Regions from separate parts of the Homo sapiens genome. Here all the other regions are linked to region 3. A link is a loop called in an ENCODE intact Hi-C map of the cell type or tissue named here. Cell type or tissue: mammary epithelial cell. All regions are shown on one strand.

What was found. A loop is a pair of places that touch in the nucleus more often than their neighbours do. Peaks named below come from ENCODE experiments on the same cell type or tissue, not always from the same donor. Only the 100,000 strongest peaks of a DNase experiment are listed, where the experiment ranks them.
Region 1: a loop joins it to region 3, with 7 times the contacts of the local background. A loop is called at or near these places in 13 of 110 quality-filtered maps.
Region 2: it touches region 3 in a loop (11-fold over the local background); 2 of 110 quality-filtered maps call a loop at or near these places.

The regions. Positions count from the first base shown.
Region 1 is chr6:9,410,117-9,418,116 of GRCh38, reverse strand. No RefSeq gene overlaps it. Among named protein-coding and RNA genes, the nearest start is that of HULC, 760 kb to the right of the region's middle. In mammary epithelial cell, a CTCF peak has its summit at 4,982 (motif pointing right); no DNase peak of the experiment used is centred here.
Region 2 is chr6:9,845,256-9,853,255 of GRCh38, reverse strand. It overlaps the pseudogene OFCC1. Among named protein-coding and RNA genes, the nearest start is that of TFAP2A-AS2, 560 kb to the left of the region's middle. In mammary epithelial cell, a CTCF peak has its summit at 1,042 (motif pointing right); DNase peaks (open chromatin) are centred at 1,115 and 4,945; H3K27ac peaks cover 1,269 bases.
Region 3 is chr6:10,425,516-10,433,515 of GRCh38, reverse strand. LINC00518 (long intergenic non-protein coding RNA 518) reads left to right here. Exons shown (of 3, transcript NR_027793.1): 3 at 3,203-5,731. It overlaps LOC107986564 (a long non-coding RNA gene), which reads right to left and starts at 7,088. Exons shown (of 2, transcript XR_001743960.1): 1 at 6,756-7,088; 2 at 5,235-5,433. RefSeq lists a silencer at 7,103-7,372. In mammary epithelial cell, CTCF peaks have their summits at 3,703 (motif pointing right) and 7,182; DNase peaks (open chromatin) are centred at 1,915, 3,305 and 3,695; H3K4me3 peaks cover 779 bases; H3K27ac peaks cover 6,235 bases.

The sequences.
Region 1 (8,000 bases), 1.0 Mb after region 3:
AAACATAATTGTTTTTCTTGGATTTTGAATTTTAAAAAGTTTAGAGAAAGAAGTGTTTAAGAGGAGTGTGACAGAAACAGATACTCAGGCTTTTATCAGTATCTACATAGAATGTGGAAATGGATTCTAGCCAAGTCTGTAAAACAGGGAGTTCAGTTCCCTATACTAAAAACAGGTATTTAAAACAGGAAAATTGCAGTTACTTATTTACCATTTATCTCTGGTGCTTCTTGCTCCTTGTTTCTGCTTGCAACCATCTCTACCCAAGAAAAAACACTTTCTGTTGTTATTGTTTGCTTTGTAAGAAGCTGCAGAAGTTGTCATGCAAATGTGAATTTGTTAGGAGAACTATTCAATAACCACCTAAGCCAGAATATCTTCCGAAAATATTATCAGAAAATCACCTGGAGAGCTTAGTAAAACACAACTTGCTGGACTCCCAACCCCAGAGTTTCTGACCCAGTAGCTCCAGGGTGGTGCCTGATACTCTGCATCTCTAACAAGTTGTCACGTGATGCTAATGCCTCTGGTCCAGAGACCACAATGTAAAAACTGCCTTAAGGTTAGTACCAAGTTGTCTCAGTTGGTCAAGTTCTCTCACTGTAATATTTCTGGCAAATGGTTCCAGGCAAGGTAGCTTCAATTACATCAATTTGATACATGAGAGAAAGAACTAGTTCCCATCTATTACATTTAGGAGACCTAAAAGTTTGGAATGGACTTGAGTCCACTTTCAAGTAGACAGTGGAAGCCTTGAAAGAGAACTCATTGCATCATCGTAGTGGAGAAAGAAGTCTAGGAGAGTGAACCTGTGTTTCACAGGGGCATGGTGCATTCAGCAGCAATGTGACTACTGCCATTAGAGTTTATCCCAAACCAGGAACCCAGTGCATGTTGCAGTCTCTGCTAGAGAGGTGCTGCATTTCATCATTAAAGATCCCTTAGAATACATATGATTTACATTTTTAGACATGAGCCACATTTCTGCTAATCCTTAGTTTAGGGGGGCTTGATACAACAGAAATTTCTTCTCTCACAGTTCTGTTGTGTCTTCCAGTTTCTGGTGGCTGTCAGCATTCCTTGACCTGTGGATATATCACTCTAATCTTAGCCTCTGTGGTCATCTTGCATCCTCCTTTTCTGTCTGTCACATCTCCCTCTGTCTCACTCTTATTAGGATACCTGCCATTGAACTTAGAGCCCACCCGGATAATCCAGAATAAACTCTTCTGCTTAAAATTCTTGACTTAATCACAGCATTTACCATATAAGGTGATATTCATTCTTTTACCATGTAATGTAATTGTATTGGTCAGGTTCTCCAGAGGAAAAAAAACAATAGGATGTGTTATATATAGAAAGGGATTTATTATATGGAAAGATATTTGTTAAAAGGAATTGACCTATATAATAATGGAGCTGGTACGTCCAAAATCTGCAAGGCAGGCCAGCAGACTGGTGACATAGGAGAGCCAAAAATCTAGTTTCTGTCTGAAGGCAGCCCGCTGTAGGACCACGGAGAGCCAATGTTGCAGATAAAGCCTGAAAGCAGGCTGCTAGAGAATTCTCTCTTGCTTGGGAGAGATGAGTCTTCTGTTCTAGTCATACCTCCATCTATTTGGATTAAGTCCACACATATTACGGAGCGCACCCTGCTTTACACTAAGTCCATTGATTTAAATATAAATCTCATCCGAAAACGCCTTCCAAGTTGACACAAAATTTATCATGACAGCAATATTCACAGTTCTGGAGGACAGGACATGGACATATCTTTTAGGAAGCCACCATTCAGCCCACAACATGCCTGTTCAGAATACAGAATGGCAGAGAAAAGGACCTTTCTGTTAAGTAAGCTTCCTATGCAGACTATCACTTGCTTGACATGAGAAGATCCTCTATGTGGCAATAGCTCTTCCAGAATTCCAGCTGGTCCTTTTCCTGAGGAAACTCACATGGTTACTGTAAAGTTCTGCATCTGGTCTACAGATTACAATTGGTCCTCATCATTTCCCAACTGTACTACTTGTTTTAGATTCCTCCCACCTCTGGAGAGCACCAGTACTCATGTATAAAGTCAGGAACTCACCCGCTAGGGTTATTCAGACCCTCATCCTTGGGGGGTCACAGCCAGTGGTCACCATGCTCTTAGGCTGAGGCTGCTGAATGTGCCCATTTTCTGTCAAAATTGAGCAAGGGAGTATCAAGAGTCAAGCCAGTGGATTATGGGGGGGAAAGCCAACATACTCGTACTTGTCACTATTGTGAAACTACTTCTTGCAAACCTACTTATTTTTGATGATAAGAGTCAATCACCTCTGCTGGGATGGAGACTCTTTTCCCTCCCGGCTGATGTTCCAACCATTCTTGGTTGAAATGAATGGGTGACAATCATAGTTTAAAGTTTATGGGACTCTTGCTGTTTCCCCTAGTAAAAGCATTTCCTCTCTGGGAACCAAGGCCTTTAACCTCACAGAGTCCAAGTTTGTGGGGAAGGGAAGCACAAATTGCCTAAGTGGGTCAATGGGTAGGTGGGTAGCAAAGCCACTCCTACTTCCTTATTTGATTTTGACCCATCTGCCACCTTATATGGCAAGTGAAGGTAAGCAAAGCCACCTCTACTTCTTTACTTGATTTTCAGACTTTGTATTTTTTTTTTTGGTGGTGGGGGACGGAGTCTTGCTCTTTCACCCAGGCTGGAGTGCAGTGGCGCAATCTTGGCTCACTGCAAGCTCCGCCTCCCTGGTTCACGCCATTCTCTTGCCTGAGGCCTCCCAAGTAGCTGGGACTACAGGCACCCGCCACCATGCCCGGCTAATTTTTTGTATTTTTAGTAGAGACGGGGTTTCACCATGTTAGCCAGGATGGTCTCGATCTCCTGACCTCATGATCTGCCCGCCTCGGCCTCCTAAAGTGCTACGATTATGGGCGTGAGCCACCATGCCCGGCCCTGGACTTTGTATTTTAACAAATTAGGACACAATGTCATATCGTGGTTGTTGATTTGGGGAGCATACTGCATCTGAAGGATGCCACCTCATCCTTTCTGGGTGTCATCCCTAAGTTCTGCCTCAAGATTACTTTAAAAGCCATTCCATCACTTCGATTATGCTGGCAGCTTCCCGGGGGTTCATGTGATAGAAAAAGTAGATACCATGATTTTATGTCCACTACTACATCTGCTTTGATGAAGTGTCCCCCTTGGTCTGGTGCCATGTTACACAGGATCCACGTCTGTAAGGCCTAAGATAGTGGGGCTGGCTGAATCTCTGCAGGCAAGAAGCAAAGTCATATCTGGAATATGTGTCAGTTTCAGTCAAGATAAATTGCTGCTCCTTTCAGGGTGGAAAGGGTCAAGTTAATCAACTCACAACCAAGTTGCTAATTGATCTCCTAGAGGTGTGGTGCCATATTGGGGGTTCAGTAAGAAGTTTGGACATTCAAAAGCAGCAATAACAAGGTCAACTTTGATGAATGGGGGATAATGCTGTTGAATTTGTGCATAGCTTCCATTTCTGCAATCATGGTTACTCTGTGCATGCACCCAAAGGATCAGCACTGGGTTAGCCAGTGACAGGGGATGACTGATATCCACTGGCTGAACCATTCTGCCTACTAATGGTTTAGTGTTTTTTACATGGTGACCGTCCACTGGTGAACGTGAACGTGCAATATAAAAGTCATCACACTTTTCACCTGTACCTATACCTGTAGGTTTATCCACATCCCTCTAGCCCAGACCTCCTTATCCTAAATTGTCCAATATTGATACTTCCAGGTTCCTGACCAATCAGTCAAATCATTTGCAATGTCTAACGAGTCCATATATAAATTTACAAGAGGTTAGCTTCTCTTCCATACAAGAGAGAAATCAAGGTGCACGGTGTGAGGCGTTCTCTTTTAGAGCATTTTCTTTATCTCTATCTCCATGGCTGACACTGACTATAGCAATAATGTAGCAGTGAGCTGCGTTTTTTTTTTTTCTTAGCTTGCTCTAGCATACCAACTTAACTCATCCTTGAGCCATATTTAGACTTTTTTTCTAAATATGTTGTTAATATCCAATTGACAGTACCTTACTACCCTCATTGAAAAAAATTTTGATTTCTGTACATATGCATTTATATATAAATACAAATAAGTTCATATATATTCTCCACATGTTATGAATGTTTGTATATGCACAAACACAAATACAGCATATCTCAGGAGATTAAACTCATAAATGAATTACTTTCAATATGAAGAACATCAACAGGTAGATTCAGCAACCTCCTTATTGCAATCAATGAGTAATACAAACTTTATATCTAAATGCAGAAAAAACACTTTATATTATTTTATTGTAGTTCTCAAATTAGAAACACTTTGCAGTATAAATAAGATGGTTCATACTCAGGTATCATTATCAAAATATGTGAAGAGATTTCCTAAAATGCAGCTGAACAATGCATCATCCCTGGGTCATAATTTTACTTAAATTAATAATCAGTCATGGCTTCAGTAGTTTTTAATTGTATTTTTCTGGTGAAGAACAGAAAAACTACCTGTTCCATAATTGTAACAACTTCTAAATAGATAGTTCAATTTTAAAATGCATATTGGCATATGAAACATGACACTCTCCAATTGTAAGGAGCTACTAACACTCTTCTCCCACCATCTGAAATCACAGCTACAATTCTGTGTCATTTGTACTTGAGAAATGCTAAGGAAATTTGTGAATTCCCATTAAACTCATTCTCTTATTCTATGGGAAGGAAAATAACTTCAGCTTCAATATTATATTTTGTAATTTGATATATGCTTTAGAGGAGAACATAATTCAGATCATTTCACTGTGTAGCTATACTTTTGGAACGACTGAAATATAGAGTCAATGATCTTAAAACATGCAAATAAGTAAAGAGGGAAACGACTGGCTGGTTGCTCTTAACCCATTCACATTCTGCCCAAAGAACACTAGGGGGCAGCGGAGTGGGCTGGTGAGGAGTGCATGGTGTACTCAATGTATACCTATGGGTGGGAGGAGGTGTAGAAAGAAAAAATGGAGTATTTCAGAAAGAATGCAGAATTATTTTTCTATACTCCTCGATTTTTTAAAAACTCCCTCGTAAATTCTGAGGGCCACCATGAACCATGAATTCCAGCAGAGGAAATTTTAGCAACACAAGCTGAGGAAAGATCAATTGCAAGCAAGGCAAAAGTGTACATTGATCAAGTGTCAAGTGAGATAATACAGTTTAAGAACGACAAACTTACCTCTACCATTTCACACTTCAAATTATCTTTATAAATCCCTAAATTAAAGGAGAAAAACTACATGCATTTACAAGTTACTTCACATGCAACATCCATGGGTGCCAATTACTCTCTTGTTGTCTCTTTCTAATATTATTTTAAAAGGAAATTCTGGCAGATTCTTAATTCTTTCAGTACGCAGTGGTACTGACATTTGGATGATTGACATTGTAAGGAAATCCGTTTGTAGTCATAGACTTGTGATAAACGTCTTAAGATCATTGCACAATGCAGTTACTTTGCTGGACAAACCTTTCAAAACACAGGATCCAAGAAAGAAAATATATTAATAAATAGGATCGCTGAAGTAAAGGAACACGTTTCTAACATTGAGTCACAAGGCCTTTACTAATAATAGAGGAACAATTAGGGGCAATAATCGGGTCAGCTGTTTCTCACTTTTTCTTCTTCTATTGCTTCCCATTCATTCATTCAATACATATTTCTTTGTTGTGCTAGTCAGAGGTATGTGTGGATAAATATAACAGACATGGTTCCTGTGATTTTGGGGATTGTGGTCATTTAGAAATTATAGTTTCTGAGGCTAAAATTTTCATTCATGAGAGGAGATATAATTTAGAGATTAACACCTTTCCTATTACAAAAATCACAGTACATAATCATTCCTCTCCTCATTGGTAACAACTGTACATGAATGCTTCAAACGTTTCTATTTTTTTTAAAAAAAGAGGAGGTGTTAGGAAGAATGAATGTAAGAGAAAGTGGTAACTTATTGTTTCTCCAGAAAGTAAGGAAATGCTAAAAAATCATGTTAATGAGCATATTAAAAGGACAGTGTTGCCAACTTGAAAGAGCCCTGTCTTAGTCCATTGTGTCACTATAACATAACACCACAGCCTGGGTCATTTATAAAGAAATTGATTTCTCATAGTTCTGGAACTGAGAAGTCCAAGGTCCAGACACCAGCAGGTTTCCTTGTGTGATGAGACCAGTTGGTCTGTTTCCAAGATGGCATCCTCCAGAGAAGAGGAAAGCTGTGTTCTCACGTGGCAGAAGGGCTGGAAAGGTAAAAGGGACCAAACGTCCTCATCAAGCCGTTTTACAATAGTGTTAATCAATTCATAAGGGTGGGGCCCTTCTGGCCTAAACCAGGGGTCCCTAACCCATGGAGTGCAAACTAGTACCAGTGTGTGGCTTGTTAGGAACCGGGCCACACAGCAGGAGGTGAGTGGTGAGCAAGTGAGCATTACTGCCTGAGCTCTGCCTCCTGTAAGATTGGGGCAGCATTAGATTCTCATAGGAGCATGAACTCTATGTGCTCCTTATGAGAATCTAAGGCATGATGATCTGAGGTGGGATACTTTCATCTAGAAACAATCCCCCCTCTCCCCTCCCCCCTCTCTTCTTGGCCATCTGTGGAAAAATTGTCTTCCACAAAACCAGTCAGACTGGTCCCTGGTGCCAAAAAGTTTTGGGACCACTGGCCTAAACATTTCCCCAAAGGCCCCACCTTTCAACATTGTTGCATCAGGGGTTAAGTTTCAACACATGAATTTTGGGGGACACATTCAGAGGATGGCAAGCCTCAGCTGTCCCAGTCAAATCTGAGATAATTTGAACATCAAAATAATTATCAGAGAAGCGGATTATAACTCATTATATAAGAATTTATATGAATATAAATCAATAAATACATCAATAGAGAAAAGGAGAACATCTCTTTCCTCAAGTAGAACACTGACATAAATATGCAAACATGAGGTTAGAAAATCATCAATAAAAAGTAAAACTCATGGTGCAAATTTGTTAAGGAACAAGATGTTTACATAGGCTCACAGTATCTCTCAGTAACTTACTTATTAATAACAGGGAATATTAACTTTACAATATAAAGACCTAAGTTGATCCCACATTAATTCAGTCTCCAAATATTACATCACTAATATTTGGATTAACTGACAGCATGCACTTTCTAATAAAATGAGATAAAAAGAAAACATGTTTGATGTATTTCTACTAAAAATGCATAATCTGAATTCAATTATGACAAAACATCAGACAAACCTAATCTGAGTAGCATTCTACAAAATAAAAAAAACAAAGACAGAGGAAGTATTTCAGATTAAAGTTGATTAAAGAGATATTGCTAAACTAAATGCATAATCGTGGCCTTGATCTTGAACTAGTAAAAAAAATGTAGCTATAAAGGACATTATTGAGATGATTGATAAAACCTAAATATGAATGGTACATTAGATAATGGTATTTTATTATTGTTAAATTTCCTGATAATGATAACTGTACTGTGGTTATGTGAGAAAATATTCTTTGTTCTTAGCATATGCAGACTGAAGTATTTAGGGGTAAAGGGACATGATATCTTTAACTTGCTTTCAAATAGTTGAGAAATATGTTTTATCTATCTATCTACCTATCTATGTTTTTATCCAGGGAGACAGTATGAGAGAGAACAGTAAAGCAAGTGGTAAGGCAAAGTGTAAATAAATCGTGAATGGTAATAGTGAATGGTGAAGAGTACATGAGAGTTCCTTTTCTTATTCTTGCAAGTTTTCTGCAAGTTTGAAATTATATCAAAACAGAAAGCTTTATAAAAAAGGAAATAGGTATGAGAATTCTTTGAATAATAAATACATACTTGTAATTTGAAAGTTAGATACAACAGAGAATTTTCTAGGAAGATAGGTAAATAAATATAAATGATCATGGAAATGCAGAGC
Region 2 (8,000 bases), 580 kb after region 3:
CTCTTTATAGATTATTTGACACTTATGTCTAGCTGCCTTTAAGATTTGCTCTTTTATTTTGACCTTGGATAGCCTGATGTCTATATGCCTTGGTGATGTTCATTTTGTATAGTGTCTTAAAGTATTCTCTGAATTTCTTGTTTCTGGGTGTCTACATCTGTAGTACAATCAGGGAAATTTTTCTGAATTATTATCTCAAACATGTTTTCCAAGTTGGTTTCTTTTTCTTCTTTTCCTCAGGAATGCCTATAAGTCACATTTGGTTGCTCTCAATAATCTCATATTTCTTAAAAGCTTTGTTTTTCTTTCGACATTCTTTTTTCTTTATTTTATCTGTCTGGGTTAATTAGAAAGACTGTTCTTCAAGCTCTGAAATTCTTTTTTCTGGTTGGTATAATCTATTATTAAAGCTTTCAACTGTGTTTTGAAATTCCTTCAGTAAATTTTTCATTTCCAGAAATTGTGTTGTGTTTTTTAAAAAACATATCCAGCTTGTCTTTCAATTCCTGGTTTATTTTGGTGTTCCTTTGTATTACTTTTTAACTTTCTCTAGGATTTTACTGAACTTCTTTGCAATTTGTATCTTGAATTTTTTGCCTGTCATTTCAACGTTTTCATTTTGGTTAGGATCCATTGCTAGAGAGCTAGAGTGGCACTTTGGGGATGCCACAACATTTCGTTTCTTCATGGTGCTGGAGTTCTTGTTCTGGTTCCTTCTCTATATGTCAGTTCTTACTTTTGGATTTACTTACATTTGGGTGGGATTTTTTTTCTTCTCCTCTTGAGGCTATTACTGCTCCATCTGTTGCATAGGGTCTTTTGGTTTTGCTTCTATGTGCTTTTAGCAGGCTAAGGCACTGTATGAATTCCTTGGTTATAGACATCCTTAGTACAGTGGTTTTCTCAAGTATGTGTGGTCAGGCTTACTGTCTCCTATAGCAGTGGGTAGGTGGAGGTCTCAAGAGACTTATCTCATTCCCCAGCGGTGTTCACTTCTGTCAGCAGAAATTAAATTTGGTTGGGCAGTTCAACCTTCAGGCCAGGAGGTGGCACTTGCAGGTAAGAGCTGGCTGAGCGCTGTACAGTGATGTCAGCAGAAGTTGTGGTGAGTCATGCAGTTTGGCATCCATGCCATTAAGTGGGGCCTGTAGGTGAGATGCAGTTGCGGTGATGACTGGGATTTTTACTTGGCCTTTGTTGATGAGAGCAATACCAGGGTGTCCCTGGCAATGGACGAGACATGGGGCTCTCAGGGTTCTCGTTCTGCACTCTGCTGCCAAGGAGCTGGAGGGGGCAAAGCTAGGCAGGGCTAGCTAGGTGGAGCTGGATTGTGCAAGCCCATTACCAGGCTCTCTGAGTGCTGCACCCTTGAGGGGTTGTCGGGGAAGTCCTCAGGTCACTGGGACAACCCTCCAGGGAGGGATTGAGGCACTCCTTCTGCACCTGTCATGGAAAGAGGGGTGGCCATGGTTTTCAGCTCAGAAGGTAGGGGCCATAGGGCCTGTTCAGCTCTGCTCTGACACCTCTGCGCAGGTGGGTCTCTGTCACTGGCAACAGGCCTGACTTGTTAGGCTAGTTCCAAGCCGTCTGCACCCAGATCACCACACCGTCCCAAGCATCCCAGACCTCAAGGCTTCCTGTGGCAGAAACTGCAGCTTTCAGGCCACATCCTTCCTAGTCCAGTTTTGTGAAGGGAGCACCACTACACACTCTTCACTGTGCTTTGTCAGTGGGAGCTCCTCCCCACCTGGAGACAGTTCACAAATCTCTTCCCCATACCCACAGGTGGTGTGATTGGGTCCTGGGAAACTGGGACTGTGCCAGTAGTTTGTCCTTTGGCTCCTCAGGGTCAAACATTGGCTGTGATTTGGAGAGTAAATTCCTCCCAGGCTGCCAACAAACCACCCAGGCAGTGTGATGGAGGCTATGCCATGGGGACCGCATACCTCTCCTCCTCTGGGAATGACCAGACAGGCAGTCTGGTGAGGGCCTGGCAGGCATGGGGGCATGCAGTTCAGATGCACCTAGGTCCCACTGCAATGGCAGCCAGGCCTGTCTTGGGTGGGTGATCATCCCAGTCCCCACTCTCTCCCAGCTGGACAGACAGCAAGAGCTGCAGTCACCCAGGGCAGGATGCAGAGCCTTGGAGAGTAGGTGCCCAGACTCACCTTTTGCTGCAGTTGCCTCGCACCCTGAAGCCTTTTGGGTTCTCAGGGGTTCAAGTAATACCTCTACATATTCTCCAGGTAATTCCCTCTGCCAGTCCAAAGGTCTGCAGGTTGTGGGAACACCTGTAACTAGGATCTCAGGAGTCTGTGGCAGGAATGTGGTATCCTGAGGTTCCTTCACTTGCTCCTTTATTGGGTCCAGTCTGGGTCTGGGGTCTGGTCCTGATGCCAGGCAGCACCAAGCAGGCAGTGCTGCTTCCTCCTTTTTCAACCACAGTGTCTACTGTCTCCTCTCTATTACATTTCAGTGTTCTCTCTCAAAAGATCTATTGGAAGTGTGAAGGAACTCCATATTTTCCTCTCCGTGGAAGAAGCAAATTCCAGCTTTATCTACGCAGCTTTAATTCTGATACATATTATCAAATTGCTTGTAGCTGTTTTAAATTAAGGCATTGCTGGAGGTTTTTAGAACTTAGAAAAAAGTCCTGAAGTTTGCAATTCTTACCTTGTCCTGAGACTTTCTCCAGTCAATAACACTCTATTTTAGACAAACTTTCTTTCGGTTAACCTCTTATCAAAAGCTATTGACAATTAGAACTTTTCCTTTTCCTTCTCCAGGCCAGACTCCAAACATCTAGGAATGAAAAATGCCCATGGGCATAAGTGTCCTGAACATTCTTATGGATTTGGGTAAACATACTTCCTTTCATCTGGTGGGAATGCAACTATTTAAGTTTTTCCAAGGCTTTATTGCAATTTATTCTTTAGCTTGATGCTTATCAGATTAACTCTTCAATCTAAGTTACTGTATGAGTGTTGTTAACCATATAACACAGAGGCTATATTTAACGAGAATTATTTCATAAGGTTTCACCCTTCAAAGGAAAAAATCTAGTCTTGCCTGTGATATAAACTTTGGATTTTTATTTCAATCATGTATACACATTTTCAATCATTGTAGTAGTTATTAATTATACCACATGTGTATCCTTGATATATATTGGATTGCTAAGTATAAAATTTCCTATTACCTGTGTACTTAAATGTGTGATTTTTTTGAAAATGGAGAGAAAATTAACATATTTAAATGAAAAAATAAAAAAGTTTAAATGACAAAGGAGAGCATTTCTACATAGAAATTCAGAATCTCATATATTGTTATACAATATTTTACTGAAATATGTTGTTTACATTGCTTAGTAGCATGGTTCATGCATGTTTTTAGTTTTAACAAGAAAATTAAAGAATTGACATTGAATTCAAAGACAATTTTAATATTGCTGTTTTGATATTTACTGAGGCTTAATAAATTTGATAGGAATTCCAACAAAGAGATAATTTTCCATATAGGGTTAGGTTATTTTTATTTCTAAATAAGTAATTGCAGTGTGGGAATGATTTCCTGTATGTTTGCACACAAACCATTGTTTTTGAATAGAGTTGGTTCAAATTATCTAAAATATAATCAGAATATGAAACTCAGAACTCATTAATATAGGGGTTAGGTACAGTGCTCTGGAGGTCAGCTCTCTAGGCCTGAGGTCCCCTTGCTTTTGCCATTTCCTTGCTTGTAAAATGGAGACAATAATAGTATCTACCTGAAAGGTTAATGTGAGGATTCTGTGGATTGGTGCATATAAAGTCCTTAGATTAATACCTGGCACATTAGAGGTAGTCAGTGAATATTTGCTAGAATTATGTCCTTTATTTTTTTCCTTCTCCCCTATACTAGCCATTACCACAAGCAAGAAGATCATGAGTATGAATATTAATATCCAAGTGAAATATTCAATAGTAGATAAAATGAAAAATAGCAACCACCCAGTTTGTAGAACTTAATCTGTTCTTTGATGACTTTTGCTGCTTGTCCAAAAGAGAGTTAAGGAAACAAAAATAGGATTTATAGCTATTTATGGGAAAATGACAAAACATTTGGAGGGATTGTTTTGTCTCTTTTGAAGAAAGAAGCCTCTGGAACAATCTTGCACTCTCCGTGTCATTTCTTCATATTGCTGTTAGAAAAGGTGATCCAGGCTGGAGAAATCTAGACAGGTAATTTTGGAAAACAATATTTAACTTCTTCAGTGATAGCCAGGAATCTTTTGAATTTTGTTTGAATGTTACATGAATAAGTAGAACATTACTATCTTAATTTCTGGTTGATCAACAATATTTACTGGTAATTTTTGCCAAATTGTTTTCTTTGTATTCCCCAGTTACAGTCAACCATCACTTATTTAGATTGATAGGATCTGGTGGAAAGTTCAGGCTGCAAAGTATTCCAAAGTAAATTTTTATATAACAAAAGAATTACTTTTATATAAAAGCAGAACTATGACTAAAGCTGCATGAAATAATTATTACATAGTAAAGTTTGTGATAAAATCTTCCTTAATGAAGAGATACATTTTAGTTAGTTCACTAAGAATTGATGCTTCTCAAATACTTGAGAAGATTTGCACATAGTTGGCTTGGTGAAGGAGTTCATTCTCTTTGTAAAGCATGCTTGCTCTGTTTGATCCTTTTTGGAAAATGGTACAAAGGGAAATGACATAAGATTTAATAAGATTTTACCATCTAGCCCTTTCTATTTGTTTCCAAAGGGCCATATACATCCACTGATTTAACCTTTAATTGTTTTCACAAGGGGACTTTTTATGACCTAGTCATAGAAAATATAGGGGGGTCAAGTAAGTGAAAAAAAAACCACAAAAAACCTGTTACCCTGTGAATGTATGTTCTAGGAAGGCAATAAATGACTACATGAAAGACCAGTCACACTGAGTAAGAGCTGAATCACAGAGAGTCAACTCTAGTTTCTACCACGTACTGTAACCTTGGGCAAATGCCTTAAGGTCTGTAAGCCTCCATACTTATGTATGAAATAATTATGACACTAAAGCATATACATCATTGGGTTTTTGTGGGGATTAAATAATGTAACACAGACAAACAAATAAATAATATAATGCATACAAATGTGCTTAGAGGTGTCTTACAGAGTGATTTCATTAATTTCCAACACCTAATTCTTGCTGGTGATAGCCAAAGGCTCTGATCTTTCCTCCTAGAACCTTGTGTCTCATTCCTACTTACCACTTCATTTGAGTATCTCAAAAACACCTCAAATTTAACACGTCCAATTGGGGTGCTTAAATTTTGCCTCTCAAAACCCTGTTCATTACTTACCCTATCTTTCCCATCTCAGAAAATGTGTTAGCCCTTTTTTGTGGATATGTGTAGAGCCTTCTATTCGACCTATTTCATCTTTTGCTGTGGAGTAGTAAGCTGTCATCCTGTGAGTAAACTGTAGAGAGGCCCACGTGATAAGGAACCAAAGCCTCTAGCCAATAGTAAACCACAAACTGAGGCCTTCCAACAAACACGTGTCTCAGCCAGGAAACAGATTCTGCCGCCTCATTTGACCCCTGACCTGGCTTCCCACCCAGCTAATAGCTTGATTGCAGATTCATGAGAGACCCTGAGCCAGGAAAACACAGCTAAGTGGCTTTTGAATTTCTGACCTCCAGAAATTGTGTAAGATAGTAAACATTTGTTGTTTTAACTGTCTAGTTTTTGGAGAAATGTGTTATAAAGTGATAAATTACTAATGCAGATTTTGGTACCTGGAGGTGGAGTGTTACCATAACAGAACCTGAAACATGAGGGTGACATTGAAGCTGCACAGTGGGTTTTGAGGAGAGTGTTAGGCTTCTAGTACTTGAAGAAGATATGTCTAGAAACCTTATGGTCTTCAAGAAATGGCGTGAGGGCTTGTAAGAAAGTGAGGAAAATCTCAATGGGAAACGGAAGAGGGGAAATCTTTTTATGGAGTGTCAGAGTGTTTAGCAACACTGCTGTTTGCAGTTATGTGAAAAGTAGAAAATGTGCCTAATAAACCAGATGATCTAGCTAGAGAGATCCCTGACCACAGAATCTCAAGTGCTGCCTGGTTTCTTCTTGAGGCTTATAGCAAAATGTGAGAGAAGAGAGAGAAACTGAAGAAAGGACTGATAAAATGAGTCATGACTTTACAGTTTTAAGAATTCTCAGCCTCCCAAGATAGCGAACAATGCTCAAAGGAAGAAATGGCTTCTGAGCAAAGATCACATGCCAGGAAAATATGGTTCATGGATGAAGCTGAGAGCAGCACAGTCAAATCTTTTAAGACCTCAGAAATATCAAAGGTGGTGCCTCAGAATTGTATTCACTGAGACTCTAGTCACTCTACAGAGATGAAGGGTTGCCTCACAGTTCCTCCTCAATCAAGCAGTAGGATTTCTAGGGACCTTAAGGGCATTGACCTTCATCCTGTTGGTGGGAGCCCCAAGACTTGTCTTCTTTTGAAAAGATTTATAAATTTGACTTTTGTCTAATATAGTAGACTCCAATAAGATTCATAGGAGACCCACAAAATTTTTAAAAGAATTATACAAGCAGAAAAATCATGTATTTGGACTAAAAGGGACACAGAGAAAACAAGATGAAAAGAGGTCTTTGGACCTTTAAATTCTATGGCAGAAAGCAGGTTAAGAAAATGACTTAGCTTCAAAGATGTGTTACCTTTCATGAAAAAAGAAAGATTCAGATGACAGAACCAAGAGTACAGAAGGTAGACTCAAGAGCTGTAGAGAATTATTCTCAGGCCTTGAGTCTTCATCAAAGAACCTTTGACATTTCCTTGTCTGGATTTCATAACTGCTATGAACCAGTGATCTCAGTCTGCTGTTATTCACAACTTTGTATCGCTCCCTCTTATGTTGAACCAGCATTGAACTGTGTGACCAAAGTACACAGCAGATTTCATGGTGTGTCATTTTGACATTAGGTTATTGAAGACTGCTGCTTCCATGTTGAGTGCATGCTCTCTCTCTCTCTGTACTCCCACCCCCATCATTCACTTTTACTGAATATGTTGATATTTGCTTGTATGTAACCCTACAGGATTATTATTAATAGTATTAGTAATAGTTTTATGCATTATAGTATGCATAGTGCAAGTTTATGCCTGTTATCCTAGCATACATAATTGTTTCTTCCCCTTTCCCCCAAATGCCCTGGATTGAATAATAAATTATATGAATAAAATTATTATTAACATCTCTAGCATCTTACACATCTAGCCATATGTCCATTTACATGATCTAAAACCATACCACTGTGGAATGTGTATGTGAATGTGAGAAAGAGAGAGGAAAATAAAAGTAGGAAAAGACAGAGAAAGCTGTCCTGGGATCTAAGTATTTATCATATTTTTGTTATGTTTTTTACTATTCCCTCTGCCTTTCTGGCTGAAAAGTAATTAGGTAAGTAAGAAAAATCAGATACTATAATAAGTTGAGTGTTAAAGGTATAATTCCCATATTCTTATTTGGCTCTGGGAAGCTTAATTTTGAGGGTCAGCATAGCTGGTATCAGAAAATCCAACTTTTACATAGATGTTTCAAGTGTGTTTTGAATCCATTTAATTTTATATCTATTTTCTTTCATGCAGGATTTGAAATTCGAAGGGGAAGGCCTCAACGAATACATTCCTATGTCACTTTTAAAGACTGGTAAAACATTTGAGAAGTATGTCCCTTAATGTTGGATTTAATGCATTTTATTTATTTTGTACATATGTTTTGCTACTGATTGAGTATGGGCCAATTATAGATGATAGAGACCTCCTAGTTCACTTCACCTGAAGGGTCAGGTTTTTGGAAAGCATGACCCCATTTCATCCTAGGATACATTTGGGCCCCTTCATCTATATGATATTTCGGAATGGGGCATTACAGGAATGGTAATACAGCTGGGAGTTATATCTTACTTGTCTCCTAGAAAATATCA
Region 3 (8,000 bases):
CCTTTGCACTCACTGGTTTCTCTGCCTGGAATGTTTCTCTGGTAATGCAGATGCCACCATATCCTTGGAGACATCCTTATCTCAACTGCAAACCACCCTCCCTCTCAGCACTACCTAACGTCTTTGTTTATGTTTTTCCTTCAGCCCATACCATTCATTATCTACCATACTATATATTTTACTTACCTTGTTTATTTTCTCTCCTCTGGAATACAAAGTCCACAAGGGCAGAGATTTTTGTCTTTTGTTTTCATGGTTCTAGGCTCAAAACCTGTAACAATGCATGGCACACGGAAGATGTGAGAATTTGCTGAATAACTGAATGGCACCATGTTGCCTCACCTAAGGATAATGACTAAGAATAGGAAAAATTTACTGTGCAAAGATCAGTTCTTAATAGCTGTCTACATCTCAGAACAAAAAAAATTAGATGTAAACCATTGCACAAAGGATTAGATGAAATTTTTTTGAAAAATCAGACATTGGAGGTAAGTATTGCCATAAGCCATATAAGCAAAACAATCAAATCTCTGGAGACACTGGAAAATAAGATTGATTGTAAATTTGCTGCTGACGTTTACCATTGCTCTGCATAAATGCAAAAGGAAGCGCTGGCCAACTTCTCATGGGTTTCCAAGTCCAGGTGTCTAAAATTTGGCAGAGCTGGGAGGACTGCTTGAGGCCAGTGGTGCAAAATAAGCCTGGGCAACATAGTGAGATTCTGCCTCTAAAACAAAACAAAATAAAAGACAAAACAACTAATTCTGTTTTTTAAAAAAAAAAAACACACAACAGCAAACTTGACTATAAAGATTATTGCTGGGCACGGTGGCTCAGGCCTGTAATCCCAGCACTTTGGGAGGCTGAGGCGGGTGGATCACCTGAGGTCAGGAGCTCAAGACCAGCCTGGCCAACATGGTGAAACCCTGTCTGTACTAATAATACAAAAAATTAGCCGGGCATGGTGGTGCATGCCTGCAATCCCAGCTACTCGGGAGGATGAGGCAGGAGAATCACTTGAACCTGGGAGGTAGAGGTTGCAGTGAGCCGAGACTGCGCCACTGCACTCCAGCCTGGGCAACAAGAGCAAAACTCCGTGTCCAAAAAAAAAAAAAAAAAAAAAGATTATTATATATAATCATTCAAGGCCTGTATGACTCAGTTCCCTTAGAAAAATGTCATAATTTTTATATTACTGAATATTATTGGCGTTATTTGTGTAGCCCACTTAAGTGAAGTCAATAACATGATTAAGTGGCATATTATCTTCATGTCAGTCAAACGTTATTTGGATTTTATAAGTTAGGGTGAGATACAAATAAGTGAAAATACTTTTTCTAATGAATAATGATGAATCTAAAATAGGATTGACTTGGCTGGGCATAGTGGCTCGTGCTTGTAACCCCAACACTTTGGGAGGCTGAGGCAGTAGGATTACTTGAAACCAGGAGTTTGAGACCAGCCTCGGCAACAAAGGGAGAACTCTTCTCTAATAAAAATAAGAATAAAAAATTAGCCAGGTGTGGCAATGTTCACCTGTGGTCCCAGCTACTTGGGAAGCTGAGGCAGGAGGATCGTTGGAGCACAGGAGTTCAAGACTGCAGTTAGCGGTGACTGCACTCCAGCCTGGGCAATAGAGCAAGACCCTGTCTCTAAAAAAAAAATAATAATAAATAGGACTGGCTCGCATATGTATGCAACTATTTTGTTACCAGTGACAGAATACATGTGATGATGTTTTCTAGTCTTGTGACTGGTTTCTTAGTTGTATGTTTTATTTTTAGAATTGTTGTTTCCAGGCTGTGTTGTTTGGAAACTCAGCTGACAGATGTATGAATCTGATTCCAGAGTCTCTGAGAGCTGGAAAGGGCCTCAGAGATGGTTGGGACTGATACTCTTGCATTACAGGTCAGGAAATACAACCCAGAGACAAGATGAAACTTGCCCAAGGACATAACAGCCAGCCTGTGGCTAGGCTGATACCAGATTCCTGTTCTTCCCATTCCAGTCGCATGCTACTCAGGAAACTCATCAGCATTCCCGAATATTGAGTGTTTCCTACCTGTTACATTAGCAGTTTTTGAGAAGGGTATATATTGTAGTTAAATTAATCAGCTTTGGGAAAATATGGGTGCAGCATGGGAATAGAGACTGTCATTTGAGAATCATTGCAGAAATGACAAAACCCTGAGAATGAAGAATGGGCCTGCAATAGTCCTGGCACTTTGCTCTTCCACCAAACTGAACTGTAGCTCAAAGGACAATGACTTCACGTCTGTCACTCTAAAGCCTGTTCTAAGATCACATCCCCTCTGGCTCTCCCTAGATACTTCTGATTATAGTTGGTAATCATGCCCATTAAATGTCTTTGGTTTCTTGGTACACAGAGAGAAGGTAAATAATGGGTTCATGATTTAGGTAAGAATACACAAATATTTTTCACACTATAAATCTGTTTTCTATTCAGTTAAATATTAGACCATCTGGTAATGGAGAAAATGTTTGAAAATCCACCTAGTTAACCTAAAAGTTTGCATTTCCTGCCTTTGGGGCTTTGAATTTTTAAGTTACATGTCTTCGTAGATGGTGATCAGGATAAAACTAATATCTCTCTTAGATGAATCAAAATTCACCCCCTTGGGCAAGGGAGGGACCCAGCCTTTCTTTAAACATGTGGTTGCCTGAGAGTTGAACAAAACTGGAATAGGGAGAGAATGGCTTTGCCATGCTGATCATGGTATTGTGGAGATTTAAGAACTAGTGGCCAGGCGAGGTGGCTCACGCCTGTAATCCCAGCATTGTGAGAGGCCAAGGCAGGTGGATCACTTGAGGCCAGGATTTCGAGACCAGCCCGGCCAACATGATGACCCTGTTTTTACTAAAAATACAAAAATTAGCCGAGTGTGGTGGTGTGTGCCTGTAGTCCCAACTGAGGCATGAGACTTGCTTCAACCCAGGAGGCGGGGGTTGCAGTGAGCCGAGATTGTGCCACTGCACTCCAGCCTGGGTGACAGAGTGAGACTCTGTCTCAAAAAAAAAAAAAAAAAAAACTAGTCAGAGCTGTTGAGGTGTTGAGGCACCTGCTACTGATACACACTATAAACGTGGAAGATGATTTTCATTTTTGTAGTCATGAGCAGGATACTGTATAATGTATAATTGTTGGACATTAAAGAAAACAAACTCCTTCTTGTCTCCTTAGGCTCAGAGCCACTCAGACATTGGGAAGCAAGTTTGTCAAGATGACAGAGAACCGAGGTAATGGATTCGAGTGATGAAACAGGAAGTTCATTCATGAGTTTTTGGCCACACCTCCAAAGTGACGACTTAGCCAGAAATGGGATAACTGGGTTTCCCTACTTCTCTTTTATCATCCTCAATGAGAGTGACCAAATATTAGAGCTAGATGGAACCTTAGTGAAAATCTGGCTACTCGTCCCGTCCCACCAGCCTGCCACCCATTTCAAGTTTGAAGAGACAAAGACACATGGACCTTATGTAATTACTGGGGATTACCCCAGGAGTCTGTGGCAAAAGTCAGCTTCTTCCCTCCCTGCTTCCCCGCCCTGTCTCTGGTACTTTCTACCAACACTGGGCTGTTTCTGTGATCACACTTAAGCGTACCTAACCTGCGAATGCTGTATAGAAGGTGCTAATGAACATGATTTAGCTTTAACACTCAGTTTTCTAAAGGGACACGTGGGGGCAGCAAATGTTTAGGCAAAAACAATTCCAGTTCTAGCCTCTACTGTCTACATATGTGTATACATTTGGGAAACGTTTGGGAAAGGGATATTTGAGAGCTTCTTTTTCTTTTTTGTGGTTTAGTTATTTGATGATATTGAGATTGTTTCTGAGCCATGTGCTTCAACATCGGATTGGGGATTTCAGAAAAAGTTTTAGTCACTGTGATTCCATTTAGCTTCCAAATGTGTCTCTGCTAAGAGACTTAAAAGCACTCATAAATAGCACGTGTGTCTTCTTTGCAGTGTTTGCTAATTTTGAGTCACATCTTTTTAGAAAATCATGAGATTTGGTGTCACAGAGACTGGAATAAATATAGTCAAACTTATTGGTGAAGATTTCCTTTAGCTGTTTTCATAATCCATTTCCATTGTTATGATTATTGATGAATAAAACATTTTCTTTAGGTAGATACTTCTTTTTTCCCCCCACCTTGATTTAATGTTTCCACTCTTATTGTCAAGTTTCTTATTACTCCCTAATAACTCTCAATAAAATAATGATTCCTGGGAGATTATTCCTGCTTTCCTACTATCACCTGTTGATTTGAAAAGACAGAACAATACCGTAGAAGCTTCACTAATACATTGAAAGATAAAATGATAATACTAAATACTAAAATATGAAAAGTGATACTAAAAGTGGAGTCCTGGCACTAGTATTTTTTTTTTTGAGTCTTTAAATTTTATTTATTTATTTTTGAATTTTTTAAAATTATATGTTATGTTCTGGGATACATGTGCAGAACGTGCAGGTTTGTTACATAGGTATACAGGTCTGGCACTAGTATTTTGTTGCCACAAAATATCAAGCATGTATCCAAACTGCTCAAGACACATTAAAGACACAGGTAATCTGTAGGCATATTCAGGCTTGTAGTTTGCATTTTTTGGTTTTCTTGTGGCTTTCAGTGCAAGTTGAGGTAATTCATGGGAAACAGTCACCAAAGAAGTGCCAGTATTAGAAATCCAAGAGCCATTTCTCTAGCTTCTTCCAGAATCAAGACTTTAGAGGTAATTTCTATCAACACTGGACATTTCCTGTCTGCAATTAACAATGAACACATAGCATTATGTTTAATTGCAACCTGTTTAAAGCAGATTGGATGCTAAGGTTTAAGAACACTCTTCAGTCAAAAAGGTCTTTTAATCAGGTTTTTAATCTTGAGCACAATCTAGGACACAGCATCATAGACTAACTCATTCGAGAATAGGTGTTGTCATCTAATCCTAACCACCCCCACCACCAACAAGCTGAATAGCTCTGGGCTCAGTATATACATTTGTACTGGGCTCAGTACACACACCTAAGCTGGGTTCAGTATATGCCACTTTATAGTGAGAGGCATTTTGTAATGAGAGCTCTGGGTTCACTATATACATTTGTACTGGGCTCAGTACACACATCTAAGCTGGGTTCAGTATATGCCACTTTATAGTGAGGGCCATTTTGTAATGAGAGCTCTAAGGCTCTAAAATTCTGTGTTTCTGCTAGTTTCTTCCTCAAGATAAAACTGTGGAACTCATAGTGAATTCCCTCTCTTTGGGCAGTTTGAGCCAGGCCGCTATTTAATCACAACATCACAAGTCAGATTTTTCCTACCTAGTGTTGGCAGTGGAACACACCAGAACTGCTAAGGCCAAGGAAATCCCATTTTTTGAAGAGGCTTTCCTTTGTTAGCTTCTCTTTCTAGTAGTAAAGGTAAAAGAAAAATAGATGTTAAAGATATAAATATCTTAGGGGGTTTTTATTGGTATAAATATTTGTACACAAAAAGAATATGTAATGTAAACTGGATATGTATTTTTTACATTTTACTTAACCTGAATTTTACACAATCTTTGCTTGAATGCTCCAACAATGAAAGGAGAAAATATGTATTTAAACAATTTTTAAGTATTTATTCTTTATTCAGGACACTTGAGTTTCATTCAAGCTATAGTTTTAAAATGTAAAAATGCTGAGAAATTAAAAGCAGTCAAATGCTTTTGTCTGAGTCTTTGTTCAAGGAAGTATCTTAGACAACTTTGCCTTAAAAGTTCTTGAGGCAAATGAAAACCAGTTTTTCAGAATTAGAAAGACCACAATTAACTTAGTATCCTATAACTTTGGTGTTTTAAAAAGTAATTCTCAAAGGGGTGAGTCAAGTCAGAAAGAGAACTGTGTGTGTAAATTGTCAGGTTTTGACGTTTGTTTCCAGCCATTTCCAGAGAGAAAACTTCATTTTTATTCTTCTCAGCAGCACATTTCAAAGGAAAATTGTACAATTCTTATATTCACAATATCACAGCTAAAATTATCTAGTATAAAGACTCTACGATTTACATCGTAAGATTCAGAAAGAGCACATTTTGAGTTTGAAAACAAATGAAGTGATATGTGCTACGTCAATTTTTTTAAAAAAACCTCATATACTTGATCAGGCCTTATTAAATTGTCAACTTAAGTTTCTAATGCAACTTCCTGTGTTGACATAAATACAGAAAAAACAATACCATTTGAAGAGTGCCTCCCCAGGGTTCCAGAGCCTGGAACAATTTAATAAAACAATTAAGTACTGTGTTATTGGGGGTGGGGGGGGGGGAGGAATGAGCTTTTAAAACCAAACCAAAACAAAACCAAACCTCTCCAGACTGAGAATCTTTGAGTTTTGAACATGTGATTGGAAATCCAGAGGTAGCCTGCCTGTCATTTTGAGATCCTTGATAAGTAACCTTGCACAGCCTCAAGAGACTCATGGGCACGGCACTTTTACTGGAGAGCTCTCTTTTCAGCAACACGTGCAAAAGTGGTAAGGTTCCATTATTAAGACATTGCCAGCGATTAAAACATGGAAATCTGACAAGTTTTAACAGCAATCGAAGTGTATTCTTTTCAAGTGTGTGGTTTTGAGAAAAAGCAGTGGAGTCTGGAGTCTGCAGGTCCCGTCGGGCACATCAAGAGGATGTGCTTCCTTTAGGAAGGCAGGAAAGGCAAAGAGAGTGTCTCCACTTTAAAAAACATGGCCTTACCTCATATTGCAAAATTAAAGTGACAAATCCTGGAGAAAATCTCAGAGCACGCATTACAACCAGTCCCGCCATTAGTCAACTAAGACAAACTGAAAGTAAACGGAGCCTTGTCCGAGTCTATCCGCGACCCTGGGCCCCTCCAGGCAGTGGGAAAACCGGGCGGACACTTCCGGGCCTGCACAAAGGGAACCAGGACCGAGCCCTGGAGACTAGCTGGGGCTTTGCGTGGCAGAAAGTTTCGAGGCTTCCGGCCCAGACTTTCAGGAGACTTGCATCCATTTAGGAGACTCTCTGTCTCCACCAGCCTCTAAATTCTGAATGGGAATAAACTCAATCGGCTCTCCACCCCCCTGCCCGCCCGGGTTTGGCGCCAGGGCGCCCTCCCGGCAGAGGCCCGAGCGCAGCGTGAACCGCCAGCCCGGCTGGGGCGCCCTACACTCGGCACTGCAGTCCCCGCCTCCCGCCGCAGCCCAAGGGGGCAGGCCTCGGAGCCACCCAGCTGGGCCACCCGGGAACTGGCTGAGTCCGCAGAGCAAAGGGGCGGCGGCGGCGCCGAAAGCTGGAGCGCGCTGCGAGCCAGCGGCCACCGCACCGCCGGGAAGCGACGCCCACCTGTTTGCTCAGATATTGCCATTTCCAGGCCATGACACCTGCACCCTGAATGGTGACTAGCCTTCTCACCCGAGGCAAGGCCGAGCCCCGGGGCACACATCCTCGGGTTGACTACGTGGCCAGAGGGTCAGCGGCCCAGACCTCCAGCTGCGTGCAGAGCAGCGAGCCCAAGGCGCGCTCGCTTGGCTGTGGTGCCTGAGGCTGGGGCTGCTGCAGCTCCCCGAGGCCCGCTCCAGGAAAAGACATCCGAGCCTCTCCACCTAGCCACTCAGGGACCTTTACGTACAAATGTAGGACACTTGCCTCTCTGGTGGGGAAAATGTTGGAGAGGGTGCTGCCATTGGGTGCGCGCCTGGTCAGCGAACTTAATCTAGCGAGTTTGGGATGGGGAAGTAGGATGGAGAGGAGAGCGAAATTTCACTCCCTCTAATTTAGCAGGAGGAAGTCCATGATCGAGGATTCCTGGCTTTTCGGACTTGAGATTCAAAGAACAAGTCCCAGGCGCATGGGCTTAGCGAACGAGACTGAGACGTTAAAGTAGCGCGCTAGGAGTTGGGAAGGGAGGAAAGAAAAGACAGAAGACGGGAAACGAGAAGAAGAATCGCAGAGGTGGAGTGGAGTTATGCCCAGTCC